Regions from separate parts of the Homo sapiens genome. Here region 1 is linked to region 2. The links are chromatin loops, found by intact Hi-C in ENCODE. Cell type or tissue: right lobe of liver. All regions are shown on one strand. Each heading gives the region's core, and the rest is flanking DNA. Links, peaks and the distances in the headings are about the cores only.

The links. Hi-C counts contacts between places; a loop is a spot of excess contacts. Peaks named below come from ENCODE experiments on the same cell type or tissue, not always from the same donor. Only the 100,000 strongest peaks of a DNase experiment are listed, where the experiment ranks them.
Region 1: it touches region 2 in a loop (4-fold over the local background); 2 of 110 quality-filtered maps call a loop at or near these places.

Annotation. Positions count from the first base shown.
Region 1 is chr16:27,061,379-27,069,709 of GRCh38, reverse strand. C16orf82 (chromosome 16 open reading frame 82) reads right to left here and starts at 2,783. Exons shown (of 1, transcript NM_001145545.2): 1 at 544-2,783. The coding sequence starts at 2,714. The coding sequence ends at 2,250. It overlaps LOC105371154 (a long non-coding RNA gene), which reads left to right and starts at 6,973. Exons shown (of 3, transcript XR_950954.2): 1 at 6,973-6,995; 2 at 7,181-7,399; 3 at 7,505-7,726. In right lobe of liver, for the core only: no CTCF peak of the experiment used is centred there; no DNase peak of the experiment used is centred there.
Region 2 is chr16:27,120,243-27,128,573 of GRCh38, reverse strand. No RefSeq gene overlaps it. Among named protein-coding and RNA genes, the nearest start is that of LINC02129, 52 kb to the left of the region's middle. In right lobe of liver, for the core only: no CTCF peak of the experiment used is centred there; no DNase peak of the experiment used is centred there.

The sequences.
Region 1 (8,331 bases), core at 54-8,053, 59 kb after region 2:
GTGGGAGCTAAATGATGAGAACACATAGACACATAGAGGGGAACAACACACACTGGGGTCTATCGGAGGGTGGGGAGTGGGAGGAGGGAGAAGATCAGGAAAAATAACTAATGGATACTACACTTAATGCCTGGGTTATAAAATAATCTGTATAACAAACCCCCATGACACACATTCTCCTCTGTAACAAACCTGCACATCCTGTACATGTGCCCCTGAACTTAAAAGTTAAAAAATAAAAAGGAAAAAAAAAAGAAAAGGGAAAGAAATACATTACATTAGTACTTATCCCTTGCTGGGTACTTGATATACATTTTCATGTAATCCACATAACCATCCTATGTATGAAATAGGGGTTACTGTCCCCATTTCCCAGATGAGGAAACTGAGGCTCTGAAAGTTTAACTATTTTGCCCAGATGGCCAGCACAGCAGTGGCAGAGTTGGTAGCCATGCCCAACTCTCTCCATGGTTCTTTAGTGTGTTTGTGGCCCACCCCTCCTGTGAGCTCGGCCGGGAACGCACACACAGACCCACACACATATGACCTCTCTAGACACCTTTTATTGTCTTTGCTGCCCCCTCAGCTTTCCTTCTGGTACCTAGTGGATGTCTTCACGACAGTCTCTGGCCTCTTTTCCTTTGTGGGCAGACTCACTTCAATGTCTGTGAGGTCAACCCAGGGAGGGGGTTTAGTGCCTCCAGTAAGAGACGGGCAGAGACTTCGGCTTTCCCATCCACCGAGACGGTGCTCACAAAATGCTCCAGAGCTTCCCCATCGCAGCTGTTCCCGGCTGGGTTGGGCTCTGTCACCATGAAGTGCTTCTCACGGCATTGTCCTGCCATCGTAGTCACTGTCTCAACCATCTGAACACAGGATGGCTCCTGGCCTCCTTTCTTGACATGAATGAGGCATCAGGAAGCCTTTGCTCCTGAGAAGATTCTGGGCTGAAGATGTCCAGAGACAGCACTCAAAGGAAAAAAAAAAAAAAAAGGACGCTTGGAGCTCTCTGGGATGGTGCCTCCCAAGTAGTTGGGATTACAGGTGCCCAGGCATGGGGATCCATTTACACCGCCCTCTAATGTTCTCACTAGACCTAGTCCCTGTGTGCCGGGGGCATCCCTGGCTGCTCCTGATGATCCTTCTCTGGTGACAGTCACTTAGTCTGGACTCCTTGGGGGAGCTGAGAGTCGTGAAGGTGCTCCGTGTGCACCGTGGCTGTCTTGCTAGTGCTTCTGCGGGCAGTGACAATGATGGACAGAGTGTGGTGCTGCTTGGCCAGGATGAAGTTTCATGTGGATGTGGCTCTCCACGCATGGCGCTCACTGCAGATGGTTCTTGATATGGACAGTCCCAACCATGGTTGCAGCTTGTTTCTTCTGAGCTCATCGTGGCTGGTGTTGGTTGCAGATGGCATTCATCATTTAGGATGGTTTCATCATGGAAGGTTCTAACTCGTGACAGTTCTTAATATCGTCAGCGTTTGCCATCGAGAACATCTGTCGCCACTGATGAGTTTTGGTACAGGGGGTCCCACCAGGATGCTGCTGACTACAGATGGTTTTGCCATTGATGGATCTTGTTATAGATGGCTTGTCACTGAAGTTCACAGTCGATGTCATTACTCTTCGCTGTTTTGACACAGGTGGACTCAGCATTGGTGAATCTTGATACTACAGCTCTTCCTAGCAACAGTGGTTCTCAGTATAGACAGTCTCCTCACTGACTGTGTTCTCAGGATAGGCGGTGCTCAGCATAGATCCTTCCTGCTACATGTGGCCTGCCCACTGATGCTTGTTGCTACAAATGGGATTACCCACTGATGGTTGACACAGTCAGTGTGTGCTTTTGAAAACACCTTTCCTACTTGTTTTGGGAATATCCACTCTGGGTGCAGCCTGTGTTTGCTGGGCCTGTGTGTTGTTTTCTGGGAGACTCTGGCTGCTGGAGAGGATTCTCACAAAGGCATGCACACCTGGGCAGGCTGCTCCCCCGTGGTGACCTGCTCACTGGTTTTCACGTTGCCGCCCGTCTTGTCCTCCTGCACGCTGGTGTGGCTGCTCTGCCTGTTTTGGGCACTGCCATCCAGCCGGACGCTCTGACGGCTGCTGGCCTGGGTGGAGGGAAGGCTGGCTGTGGAAGTCAGCAGCCCGCTGCTCACCTTGTAGGTGAGGGCACTGCTGCCCAAGCTGATGAAGCTGGCGCTGGACAGGATGCTGCTGCCGCTGCCGCTGCCGGGCAGGCTGGCCTCACTCTTTCCCTCCAGTCTGCTTGGTGCTGTGGGCGGGGCCAGTCAGCCGGCTCTTTAGAGAGCTGGGAGGGTCTATGGAGCCCAGCTGGCTGGTTTGGTTACTGGCCGCCTGGGTGTTGAGCCTTCTGTTCAGCCGCACTCTCCGGTGGCTGCCCACCAAGCTGATGTCGCTGCCCTCCTTGTCCCCTGCGTACCCGCTGCTCAGGCTGGCATGGCTGCCCTCCTCTGGCCTCGGGTGCTGCACGCTGGAAACATGACTCTCGCTGCTCTGGGTGTCACTGAGGTAGCTGCTGGACACTTTCAGGGGCTCCTGAGCCACTCCTGCATGGCGTGGCCACGCAGGGGACTGGAGCTCTAAGCTGGGTGACTGTAGGCTTGGCTCTCCTTCCTGCTCATTCTGGACAGAGGATTCCCCTTTTTCTCCCTCGAGAAAAATGGGGGGCAGCTGAAGTGGTTTATCCAGGGAGAGGGGGCCCTGGGAGGCCTCTGAATGTTGGCTGTGACCTCTCTGGGGAGAGGTGACTCCGTATATAAGGCTGCCCTTTGAAAACTCTGTGTTCTGAGTGGCTGGCTCAGTTCCCATGGTGATGGGGCTTGTGAGGTGAAGGCGGGTGTGGGAGGGAGAACAATGCTGTCCTGGCACCAGTGACATCAGTGGCCTGGCCTGGAGGGTAGGAGTGGGGCAGAAAGGGGCTCATGGCCAGAGGGGGTGGGTGTCACCCTCTCGGGAGCCTTTCTGAGGAGTCTGTGGCCAGACATCAGGTCAGGGGCCTCAGGCGTGTGTCCCAGCCGAGATCCTATGAGCCGAGTTTCTTCTCTCCCAAGTCTCTGCCTGCTTGCTGAGTGTTTCATTTTTTTATTTTTATTTATTTTTTATTTTCTGTTTGTTTGTTTTTTGAGATGGAGTCTCACTCTGTCATCCAGGCCGGAGTACAGTAGTGAGATCTGGGCTCACTCCAAGCTCTGCCTCCCGGGTTCAAGCGATTCTCCTGCCTCAGCCTCACAAGTAGCTGGGATTACAGGCGCCCGCCACCATGCCTGGCTAATTTTTGTATTTTTAGTAGAGATGGGGTTTCACCATGTTGCCTAGGATGATCTTCAACTCCTGACCTGGAGCTATCTGCTCGCCTCGGCCTCCCAAAGTGCTGGGATTATAGGCGTAAGCCACCGCACCCGGCCTGCTGAGTGGTTTTGAGGACAGGAGGGAATACAGCAGGCCGGATCATCAAGGCCCTGGCCTGGTCTGGCTCTCCCAACTTCATCACACACCACGCCCTGCCCCTTTCTCACCTTGGATGCTTGACCAGGCTGAGCACTCTCTTATTGCAAAAGGGACTCACAGCTGGATGCCCTGGACCCCAACACTATGAAACTGGGTTTCTGAGAAAAGCTTTTTATTGCAAGTTGGCTCAGAAGGAGGCAGGAGTCAGCTCAAATCTCTCTCCCTGTGCTGGCTTTAAGGCAGTAGTTTTATTAGAAAAGGTTTAGGGAGTGGATTCTGAGATTAGTAGGTTATTGGTGCAAGGAGAAGTGAGGTCTGCAAAGACCTTTGGCATGTGCAGTTACCTCTTCATGCCTCCTCATGGGTCCCATGTGCAAATTTGGAGGGAGTGAGTGTGAAACATGCAGTGGAAATTCAGGCTGTGACATCAGCAAGCTGGTCTTGCACTAACTCCAGTTGGCCATATTGCTTCCAGCTGATTGCAGCTGGTTTTGTTATAAGTGAAAGGAGTTTCAAATTGTTTCTTTTTTTATTTGCCTTCCTGCAAATTCAAGAATTTCTGTTAGTGGTTTCTTTAGCTCTTTGGAGCATGGTCTCATGATTTCATGATTTGATGCTCTTACCTGCTGCAGGGCCTTGGCACTGGCTGTTTTCACCCCTCAGGGTGCTTTTTTCCCCTCTGGCATCCTCTTTTTTTTTTGAGACAGAGTGATCTCGGCTCACTGCAAGCTCCACTCTTGTTACCCAGGCTGGAGTGCAATGGCATGCCTCCCTGCCTCAGCCTCCCGAGTGGCTGAGATTACAGGCATGCGCCACCACGCCCAGCTAATTTTGTATTTTCAGTAGAGACGATTTCTCCATGTTGGTCAGGCTGGTCTCAAACTCCCGACCTCAGGTGATCCGCCCGCCTCAGTCTCCCAAAGTGCTGGGATTACAGCCTGGCCTCCCCCACTCCCACTTTTTTTTTTGAGACAGAGTCTCACTCTGTTGCCCAGGCTGGAGTGCAATGGCATAATTTCCACTCACTGCAACCTCCGCCTCCCAGGTTCAAGCAATTCTCCTGCCTCAGCCTCCTGAGTAGTTGGGATTATGGGCATGTGCCACCTCAGCCAGATAATCTTTGTATTTTTAGTAGAGATGGAATTTCACCATGTTGGCCAGGCTGGTCTCGAACTTGCCTCGGCCTCCTGAAGTGCTGGGATTACAGGCGTGAGGCACTGCACCTGGCCCCTGCTGTCATCCTTTATGCCACTTCCTAATTGATGTTCCTTGTGACATGAATGAATTATGTACTGGTTATTTATTGCCAGGTCCTCAGCCAGAATATAAACTTAATGAGGGCAGAGATTCTGATTTCTTATTCTCTGCTCTGCCCTCAAGGCCCAGCACACTGCCTGATGCTCACTAGACGTTGATTTAGTGAATAAATGAATGACCCCGAGGTGTGCATCACCACCTAGGGAACTTCTAAAAAACATGTTTTAATTTTCTTTTTTTTTCACTTGAAAATAATTTTTTTTTATAGCAACGGAGTCTTGCTGTGTTGCCCAGGCTGGCCTCAGATGCCTGGCCTCAAGTAGTCCTCCTTGCCTTGGCCTCCCAAAGTGCAGGGATGACAAGTAGGAGCTGCTGCATCTGACCAAGATTTTCTAAGACAGTGGTTTTTGCCCTTGGCTACATACTGGATTCGCCTGGGGATGCCTGGGTTCCACCCCCAGAGGTACAGAGTTAATTGGCCTAAGGTGAGGCTTTGGCAATAGAATTTTAAAAAGCTCTCCAGGTAATTCTAACGTGCAGTCAGCGTTGAAAATTGTGCTACCTTGGCCACAGGTGATGTTTTTGTAGATGATTCTGATGTTCAACCCTGACAAAGAAGTTAACTACAGATGAAAACACTCAGCATGCCACTTATTAGTAGACATCATAGATGTTTATTGAGTGATGGAATAAATTAATATATTCATTGACCCCTAAAGAGTTCATGTGTGGATTTTTAAAACCTTGAGAAGTCATTGAAATTGTACACAAAATCTGCAATGAGCTACACGTATGCTTTCTTTCCCCTAGGCAGGGAGTCATAGCATCCATAAAATTCCCAAGGGTATCCACGATCCCCAAAAGATCAAGAAGCGTAAAGATCAGGCACAACTCCTGCCTCAGTGCAAGACGGGTGGTCCCGGTGCTTAGCCTGACCCTAAGAGGTCTGGCCTGCCCTGTTTGGGGTGCGGGGTGAGAGAAGAAGGAGGGCGTTGCTCAGAGAGAGCGCTGCTAAGTCCCTTGACAGTCATCATCACCATCATTGCTAATCATCACTGTCATCGTTGTCATGAATTCCTTTCCCACTGCCCAGGGCAGCGCGGCATCCCTTTGCTGCACGCAGCAGCATCCCTTTTGCTCTGAAAATTGTGATCCTTTAGGGGTGAGTGGGGCATCTCCTTGCTGTCTAACTTCTATCCCCAGCCCTATGCTCCCCATGAGGACCGGCAAGGAAGAGACAGGCACAGTGGCTTAGTGGCGATGTTCAGAGTGAAGGGTGTGGTGGGAGCCAACTATTATGGGAAGCAGGAACAAGGTCTGGCCCTTTAGGGGACTGGCTGGTGAGAGGCAGGAGGTTGGGCCCCAGGCAGGTAGGCTGGGACTCAGGACTGGCTCTGTCCCTGCACAAAACCAAAAGAGGGCAGATACCCCAGTGCTGGGATTAATGATGAGCCTGTTGGAACACATCTTTCCTCCTCTTGTCTTCCGCCTCACCTGCTCTGGGCACATTACATTACAGGCCTGAGGACTGCAGTGAACACTCGGGCTTGTTCAGGATAAATGGCAGAGGCCATGCAGTAATCAGAGTTCCCTTCCCATCGAGTGCATTGAACACCAAGACTGTAGCCTGCGGATACAGTGACGCCTTGTAAACAGCCATGGCTCAGCTTAGCGTTTACCTTTTTTTTTTTGGAGATGGAGTTTTGCTCTTGTTGCCCAGACTGGAGTGCAGTGGCACGATCTCAGCTCACTGCAACCTCTGCCTCCTGGTTTCGAGCGATTCTCCTGCCTCACCCTCCGGAGTAGATGGGATTACAGGCATGCACCATCATGCTCGGCTAATTTTGTATTTTTAGTAGAGATGGGGTTTCTCCATGTTGGTCAGGCTGATCTCAAACTCCCGACCTCAGGTGATCCACCTACCTTGGCCTCCCAAAGTGCTGGGATTACAGGCGTGAGCCACCATGCCTGGCCCAGCGTTTACCTTTTAAGTCTCTGTGGGTTACTCTGGTAGTCTTGGGGAAGGCATTTCATGGAGCTTCTGTGGTTTCATTCCAGGCTTCTCATTTCTGCCTCACCTGTGCAGCCACCTGAGGGCAGTGCTCTTACTTGGTCCCCGCCCTAGCTGCCCTTGTGCATAAGACCAGAGCTGTCCTGCCCAGGCATTGCTTCCAGCGACCTCCAGAGACGCAGGTCCTCAAGGCTCACATGGAGCAGCATCCTTCTGAGCTCAGAGTACCAAACCCCCGAAAGATCCAGGGAGAAGTGGGTAGAAGACATTTTCTACAGTGGGACCTGGCGTCTCATTCTGGAACTATGCTGTGGGCTGCCTTTCCTGTCCCCAGTCCCTTGTTGTTTGCCCCCAAGAAACCCTCCTCTCAGCCAAACACACATTTCAGCCTCTGTCTCCAGGTTCCCTTTCTCTCATGCATGTCAATTTCTTCACCCAGGAGACTGGCACCCACCGGACCAGCAGCTTAGCCGATAGAGCCGGACTCAGAGTTCCAGGCAAGGCTCTCACAGGAAACCTGGTTATAATCATATCGTCTGTGGCTCCTGGAGACCAAGTGTCCCATCCTTCCTTGGTGTGGCACAGACAATGCTATATGCTCATGAGACCATCTCATTTCTCTTCTGGGCTTGTAGGAAAAGTACATTTCCAACTCCATGTAGGTAGGGCTAATAGAATGTGGGCAGAAGGGATGTTTACTACCTAGGCTTGGGCCATTAAATATCTCCCATGCATGGTCCTTCTCTTTCTTCCCTTTCCATAGGGACCTTGAAAGCTGTTCTTTGGACCCAGCAAAGCCCCACCGTGGTTGGAACGTGGGTCTCTGAGTGACTGCGTGGAGAAGAACCACTACCCTCTGCCCAATGTATTGGTGACATCAGTGAGCTGTAAACTGTTATTGGACTAAGCCATCAAGATTTGGGCGTTTGTTTGTTACCACAGCAACACCTGCTTTGCACGGACTAATACATCATGTTCACAGACACTGCTGATGTGTTTCACCAGATTTAGTTTTCTCCTGATGGTTTCTGCAGCGGGTTCTGGAGCTGTGTTCCTACCTCAATACCTACCCTAGCATCAAAGTCCCTGGTGGGAAAGCAATGCTTTCTCACATTATGAAGATGGAAAAGAATATCGTCAGGGAGAACATCACCAGCCCAGAAAATTGGCTGTCAGCTCCAGGCCTCCAACCCTTATATTTATTCCTGGGAAACCCTTGCTAAGTTAGGCATTGATTCTCTGCATGTGACACGCCATAATAACTTCTAACTTGGAGAGTTGGCTTGTTTTCACTCATTCATTCAACAAATGTTTCCTGAACTCATATTCTGTCTGGGCTTCCACCAATATTGATTGGGATCCTGCTCTGTGTTAGGCAGTGTTCAGCCCTGCCCTCAGAGAGCTTCCATGCATGGAGGGAGACAGACAGAAGGAAGTAGGACGTGTTGTGTGATAATCAATGTTAGGGGCAAATAAAGCAGAGCCGGGGAGTAGAGAATGATGGCGAGTGTGTGCATGTGTGTGTGTGTGTGTGTGTGTGTACCCACAGGGACACCGTCCCTCAATCAAAACCAGCAAATGCCAGGGGAG
Region 2 (8,331 bases), core at 92-8,091:
TAACTTGTCTCTCAGAGTTGCTATGATAATTAAATATAATAATGAATGCTATTTGCCCAGCACAACTTAATGCATGGAATGGTAATTAATACTATTCAGTCTTGTTATTTGCACAACGGTCTTGTGTAATAGTATGTTAAAATTGAAGTTTCACTTAGGCACGAAGATAAGATAGAAGGGAAATTTTGAACTGAGGTGCCAATTCACTGTATACAGATTTTTTTCTTTTCTTTTCTTTTTTTTTTTTTGAGACAGAGTCTTGCTCTGTCACCCAGGCTGCAGTGCAGTGGCGTGATCTCAGCTCCTCTGTCTCCCGGAGTTCAAGTGCAACCTCCGTCTCCCAGGTTCAAGTGATTCTAGTGCCTCAGTCTCCCTAGTAGCTGGGATTACAGGTGCCTGTCCCCACACCTGGCTAATTTTTGTATTTTTAGTGGAGATGAGGCTTCACCATGTTGGCCAGGCTGGTCTCGAACTCCTGACCTCTAGTGATCTGCCAGCCTTGGCCTCTCAAAGTGCTGGGATTACAGACATGAGCCACTGCACCCAGCTATGTAGATTTTCGAATGAAATAGTTGGGCACATATACCACAATTCTCAATCCCCTTTTACCTGTTTCAGAAATAGAAAATAATTGGGAATGAAGAAGAGACAAATAATTTGTAAAGATGATATCTGTACAGAAAGCACTGCTGCAAACCTTATCCTCTCCCTACTTTAGGGAATATATGGTACCTGCTCTCTTTATCTCAAAGCTAGGGATGGGTGTGCAGAGTACAACCTTAAGACTAGAATATGGGATATATTAGTTGGGATAGGACAGGCTTTGTTGTAGTAACAAATAAACCCAGAAATCTCAGTTGCTTAATCCAAAAACAATTTATTTCAAGCTCAAGTTGAAGTCTGGTGCAGTTCAGGTTGTCCTCTTCCTGTTATGATAGTGCTGTCTGGAACTTACTGCCTTTAAGGGAGAAGAGAGAGGATGGAAACATCTGGCTCTCAAGTGCCTCTATCCAGAAGAGACATATGGCCATTCCATTCACTTTACTGGCCAGAACTTGTTTCATGGCCTCCATCCAAATGCAACAGAGACTGAGAAACAGAGGAGCACATAGCTATTTGGTGAGCACTATCAACTCTTAGAGACTCTTCTCCTAGATGAGCTTGAAATGTGTTTCCTGCATGCAGTTGGGAGACATGGAATACCAGTGCTTGAGTCACTTCCCCCCTTGCAAAAGGCAAAGCAGCCAGTGGTACCAGGAAAACTGTTGGGTTCAGTTTGCACTTGCAGAGGTTGTCAAGGCAAGGGATGTATGGCTGTTTCCTATGGACTAGCTAGGGGAGGGGGAGCTGATGTGGGATCGTCGTGGGACCCATCCAATAGGGCCTTCTGGAATGTGGAGGTGAATGCATAGGGACAAGGAAAGAACACCTGTAATAGAGATGCACCCAGATTTCAGATGGAAAGACTCCAGCAGGAAACTCTAAAGTGCTAACAAGTCCTCCATGAGAGGATCAGTATTCAACATCTGCCAGGTCTAGAGGCGACAAAGCCAGCGTGCACAGCATGAGTTCATGTAATTGCAACTCCTACTGCTTTGCCCTCTTTCCTTCCCATGTACCAGCCCCGGAAGGGAGAGGTGCTAGTTTCCCAATGGGGCCAGACAGATTGAAGGAAGAGAGAAGCCAATCACACCCGCCTTCCCAGTGCTAGCTTCCAGTCCGACATAGAGTGGATCTGGGAAACTGCAAGATCGATGGTTAAATTGAGTTCAGAGTTGGATGACTACTTTGGTCTGGACACACTATTTATTGAATTGAGACTCTATTTTAATCTTTCAACAAATATTTACTGCATACCACTCCTCTAGATGCTGCGTTACATTGTCAAACCAACACAGATGTCTGCTCTCGTGGGGCTGACATTTCTAGTGCTGGTGTCATCGGGCAGTCAAGAGCAGAAGAGTCTAGGGGAAGTTTCCAACGAAAGCAGAAGAAGATATGTCTTACTGAATGAAGTTTAAGGGCATGATGAACACAGGAATAAAGCTTCAGTTACATCTTGAGCCATTCTCATTAAAAAAATTTAAATTTTACTTTAAGTTCTGGGATACATGTGCAGAATGTGCAGGTTTGTTACATAGGTATACATGTGCCTTGGTGGTTTGCTGCACCTATCAACCTGTCATCTAGGTTTTAAGCCCATGATGAATTAGGTATTTGTCCTAATGCTCTCCCTCTCCTTGCTCCCAATCCCTGACAGGCCCTGGTGTGTGTTTCCCCACTGTGTCCATGTGTTCTCATTTTTCAACTCCCACTTATGAGTGAGAATATGCAGTATTTGGGTTTCTGTTCTTGTGTTAGTTTGCTGAGGATGATGGTTTCCAGCTTCATCCATGTCCCTGCAAAGGACATGAACCCATTCTTTTTTATGGCTGCATAGTATTCCCTGGTGTATATGTGCCACATTTTCTTTATCTGCTCTATCATTGATTGGCATTTGGGTTGACTCCAAGTTTTTGCTATTGTAAATAGTGCTGCAATAAACATATGTGTGCATGTGTCTTTATAGTAGAATGGTTTATAATCCTTTGGGTAAGTTTTGAAGAGAAGACAAGGGTTGAAGAAAGATGCAGAGAGAGAGAGAGCGTGGCTCAACAGCAAATGCAGGCATTTATGTCCAGCATAAACCTGCAGAGGTGGGGGTTCAGCTTAATATCAGTGTGTACCACTGCTTATAGGCGGGGGCAATTATAGGCCTGTGGGGAAGAGTCTGGAATGTGGGGGCATAGCCTGCTTCATGGGAGAATGTTCATAATGTGTTCCCAGGATGGGTGGTTCTGGCCCTTGTTCCAGCAGAATGTGGTTTTCCTTGAACTTTCCCTCAGCAGAATATGATAAGAGGCAGGCTGTTTCTCATGGCCTGAACCCCCATGGAATGTTTCACTTTGACCAAGGTCTGCGAAATGGTGGGGGGCTTACAAAATGGTGCAGTTTGGACTAACATCTACCACCCTTCTTTTTTGATGAAAGAACAGTTTTATTTATTTTTTTAATAAAGAGATGGGGTCTTGCTATGTTGTCCAGGCTGAACTCAAACTCCTGGGCTCAAGAGATCCTCTTGCCTCAGCCTCCCTAGTAGCTGAGACTACAGGAATGTGCCACTGTGCCAGGCTAAGAGACTTTCTTTTTTACTTAAATACACTGAGTAAATGGAAAGCCTGCATTCACTTACCATGAACAGAAGGTAAGCATGAAAATAAATGAATAATATCATAAAACAAATGATTCACATATGACTTCATATCATCTTGTGTCCTGTTAGTGGTAACACATTGGGAAACAGTGGTTGAGAACATCAGAGCAGGAAGGGCAAATAGTCAAAATCACAGGCTTATCTGAGTCAGGCAACACTGGGTATGGATCCAGGGTCCTTCCTTTCCTGCCTATGTGACCTTGGGCAAGTCACTTTACATCTCCAAGCTGTTCTCTCATATATAAAACAGTGATAATAGAATTGACTTCCCAGGTCTTTGTGATATGTAAAAGATATGATATATATGCAGCCCTTATACAATGTAATATAATCTTATTAATAGCTCACATTCGTCGACCTTTTCCACCTGCCAGTCAGTGTTCTAAGCACCTCACAAATGTTAAATTATTTGATCCTCAGAACAACCCAAGGAAGTGGGTCCTATTTCTGTCCCTAATTTGTGGAGGAGGAAGCTGAGGCAGAGAAGCAGTTACGGGCAGAGTTGGGATTCTAAGCAGGCAGCCTCCACGTTCCTAAACATTCTGCCATCCCACCCCTTTCTGCTTCTGTAAATGGGAGTTGTTGGGTCCACTCTGACCCTCTCATTTTTCTAATTTGGAAATGGAGGGCTTGAGAGGGGTGACACCCTGCCCAAAGTCCCATAGTCCATGAGTGTCCTGGCACCCAGGAGGATCCGCTTCTGGCACCCACTGCCTCTCCTTTGGGGTCAGATTAACCTCAGGAAGCTGGAGAGGAAGCCTGGGAAGGGTTTCCTGGCCAGTTGATGGAGTTACCTCTAAAAAGCTGCTATTGACCTTGTATGTACCGAGAAGCACATAGACACAAAGACCTTGTAGAGTGTGGAGAGGAATCTTCCGGAGGCTGGGCTCAGGGGGTGCTTGGCTGGGGAGACCCCTTGCTAGACCATACAGCACTTGCAGGGTCCAGTCTGTGGTTGCAAGTGACAGAGAGCAACACAGGCAGAAAACACAGGCTTTATGGCAAGGTTGTGGGGTGGATCAGCGTGTTGGAGGAACCACTGAACCACCACAGCTGGATGGGGGGCTGGGAGGCAGGGCCTGGTAGCACTCTGCTCACAGCTTCACCATCACGATGAAATAGCTGCAATCACTTTCCAGCACTGGGTCACTTCATTTAAGATTCAAATTCTTGGGAGAGAGAATCTTATTGGATCATTTTAGGTCACATGTTTGTCTTTGAACCAATCCCTGTGTTCAAGGGGATGGAGACCTCTGATTGGCTGGTCCTGGGTCATGTTTACTCCTGGACCAGGGCTGGGGTCAGCCCTAGCAGAGACTCATGGACCCAGACGTGGGAGGAACATGGTCTCACAGCTTTGTTAGAGCAGGAGTGAGTCAGCTTGGCAGGAGGGCCACGAGCCCCAAACAGGGCCTTAGTGTGAGTTATTAAAAACAGCCTGGGGGCAGGATCAGCCGTGTGGGCACGGGCTTGGTAAGCAGAGCCTGGGTAAATTCAGCCCCCATTCGCTCTTCTATAGGATGCCCTGGTGTGGGAACGTGCACGCCCATGAACAATGATCCTGTCCCTGTTCAGACAGACTCCCTTGCCCTGATGCTGCCTCCACTTGGTGGGCTCCTGATCCACCTTTGTTAACCTAATGATTCTCAGCTTCGCTCTGCTGACCTCTCTGTCGTCACCTATCTCCATTTCCTGCTCCCCATTTTGTAAGTCTAAGGAATGTAAGCCATTTTCTTACAATTCATTTGCTTTTCGTATATTCACACAATTGTGCGTCAATCATCTCCATCAATTTAAAAACATTTTCATTACTCCAATAACATATTCATCCCTCAGCCATCACCCCAAACTCTCCCACTCTCCCACATCCCATGGCCACAGCCCTAGACAACCGCTAATCTACGTTTTGCGTCTGTAGATTTGCCTATTCCGGACATTTCAAATAAATTGAATCCTATATGGTTTTTTGAGACTTGCTTCTTTTTTTAAATTAGAATAATGTTTTCAAGGTTCATTCATGTCGTAGCATGTATCAGTGCTCCATTTCTTTCTTTCTTTCTTTTTTTTTGAAACAGAGTCTCGCTCTGTCGCCCAGGCTGGAGTGCAGTCTCGGCTCACTGCAACTTCCGCCTCCCAGGTTCAAGTAATTCTCCTGTTTCAGCCTCCTGAGTAGCTGGGACTACAGGTGCCCACCATGACGCCCAGTTAATTTTTGTATTTTTAGTAGAGATGGGGTTTCATCCTATTGGTCAGGTTGGTCTCAAACTCCTAACCACAGGTGATCCACCCGCCTCGGCCTCCCAAAGTTCTGGGATTACAGGCGTGAGCCACGGTGACTGGCCGCTTCATTTCTTTTTATTGCTGAATAATATTCCATGGTATGGATAGACCACAATTTATTTATCTGTTCATCAGTTGATGGATGTTGGGTTGTTTCCACTTTTTGGCTATTATGAATAATGCCACCATAAATATTTTTGACAAGATGTTGTGTGGACATATGTTTTCATCCTTTGGGGCATATCCTTAGGAGGAGAATTGCTGATTCACATGATAACGCTATGTGATGGTTAATATTAGGTGTCAACTTGATTGAATTGAAGGATGCCTAGATGGCTGGTAAAGTATTGTTTCTGGGTGTTCCTATGAGGGTGTTGCCAGAGAAGATTGACATTTCAGTTAGTGAACTGGGAGAGGAAGACCCACCCTCAATGTGGGTGGGCACTATCCAATCGGCTGCCAGCACAGCCAGAACAAAGCGGGCAGAAGAAGGTGGGATAGACTTGTTTGCCTAGTCTTCTGGTTTCTTTCTTCTTCCCATGGGGAATGCTTGCTTCTGCTCCTCCTGCTCTTGGACATCAGACTCCAGGTTCTCCAGCCCTTCGGACTGCGACTTGCACCAGCAGCTTGCTGGGGGCTCTTGGGCCTCTGGCTGCAGACTGAAGGCTGCACTATCAGCTTCCCTGGTTTTGAGGCTTTTGGACTCAGATTGAGCCACTACTGGCTTTTCTCTTCCCCAGCTTGCAGACGGCCTATTGTGGGACTTTGCCTTGTAATTATGTGAGCTAATTCTCCCTAATGAACTCCCTTTCATATATACATATATCCTGTTTGTTCTCTGCCTCTGAGAACCTTGACAAATACACTCTATGTTCAACTTTTTGAGAAACTGCCAGACTGTTTTCCAAAGTGGTTGCACCATTTTCCATTCTCATCAGCAGTGTATGAGGGTTCCTATTTTCCCACATCCTTACCTTGTTATTATCTGTATTTTGATTGTAGCCATCTAGTGAGTGTAAAGTAGTATTTCATTGTGGTTTTGATTTGCATGTACTTGATGGATAATGATGTTAAACATCTTTTCCTGTGCTTATTGGCAATTTGTAGATTTTGTTTGGAGGCATGTGTATCAGATTTCGGCATGTCCATTTTCAAACTGCATTATTTGTGTTTTTAAATTTTAATTTGATTTTATTATTTATTTTTTTGACACAGAGTCTCACTCTGTCACCCAGGCTGGAGTGCAGTGGTGTGATCTCAGCTCACTGCAGCCTCCGCCTCCTGGGTTCAGATGATTCTCCTGCTTCAGCCTCCTGAGTAGCTGGGATTATGGGCATGTGACACCACCCCCAGCTAATTTTTTGTATTTGTAGTCGAGATGGGGTTTCACTTTGTTGTCCCAGCTGGTGTCAAACTCCTGACCTTGGGTGATCTGCCCCCCTCAGTCTCCCAAAGTGCTGGGATTACAGGTGTGAGCAACCAAGCCTGGCCTTATTTGTGCTTTTATTATGGATTTGTAGTAGTTTTATATGTTTGAGACTTAAATCCCTTACAAATATGATTTGCAAAATTTTTCTCCTATTCTTTGGATTATCTTTTCACTTTCTTAATGGTGTCCTCTGAAGTAAGTTTTAGATTGTGATGAAGTCTAATTTATCTAGTGTTATTTTTCTTGCTTATGATTTTGGTATCAGATCTAAGGTCCAAATTCAATTCTTTCTCTGATTTTTAAGAGTCTGATAGTTTTAGCTGTTAAAATTTAAACCTTTGATTCATTCTGAGTAATTTTTGTATATGGTGTGAGGTAGGGATTCAACATTATTCATTCTTTTACATGTAGATATCCAGTTGTCCCAGCACCTTTTATTGAAAAAACTATCCCTTTCCCATTGAATAGGCCCTTGCCCCAAATTAATCAACCATAGTTATACGGATTTATTTCTGGAATCTAATTTTTTCCACTGATACATATGCCAATACTGCACTGTCTTGATTACTGTAGTTTTGTAGTAAGTTTTGAAACTGAGAAGTGTGAATTCTTGAACTTTTACTTTTTTTAAGATTCAAGATGGAATTCTTGGATTTCTATAAGAATTTTGGGATAAGCTTGTCAATTCCTGAAAGGAGACAAGCTAGGATAAGAATGCTACAAGAAAAGAAAATCACAGGTCAATATCCCTGATGAGTAAAGGTAAGAAAACTGGATAGGCACATGCAAAAGAATAAAATTGGACACTTGGTTTACACCATATACAAAAGTTAATTCAAAATGTATTTAAATCTTAAATGTAAGATCTGAAACCATAAAACTCATGGAAGAAAACATAGGGGAAAAGCTCCTTGTCATTGATCTTGGCAATGAATTTTTTGATATAACATCAAAAGCACAGACAACAAAAGGAAAAACAAACAAGTGGGACTACATCAAGCTAAAAAGCTTCTGCACACCAAAGAAAACAATAAGTGAAATGCAAAGGCAAACTATGGAATGGGATAAAATATTTGTGAACTGTACATCTCATAAGGGGCTAATAACAAAAATATAGAAAGAACTCACATAACTTAATAGCAAAACCAATCAACCAAATAACCCCCCAAAACAAAACAACACAAAAAACTCCCAAACCCAAATAATGCTATTTAAAAATTGGCAGAGCATCAGGAAGAATAGCTAATGGATGCTGGGCTTAATACCAAAGTGATGGGTTGATCTGTGCAGCAAACCACCATGGTACACCTATGTAACAAACCTGCACATTCTGCACATGTACCCCAGAACTCAAAATAAAAGTAAAAGG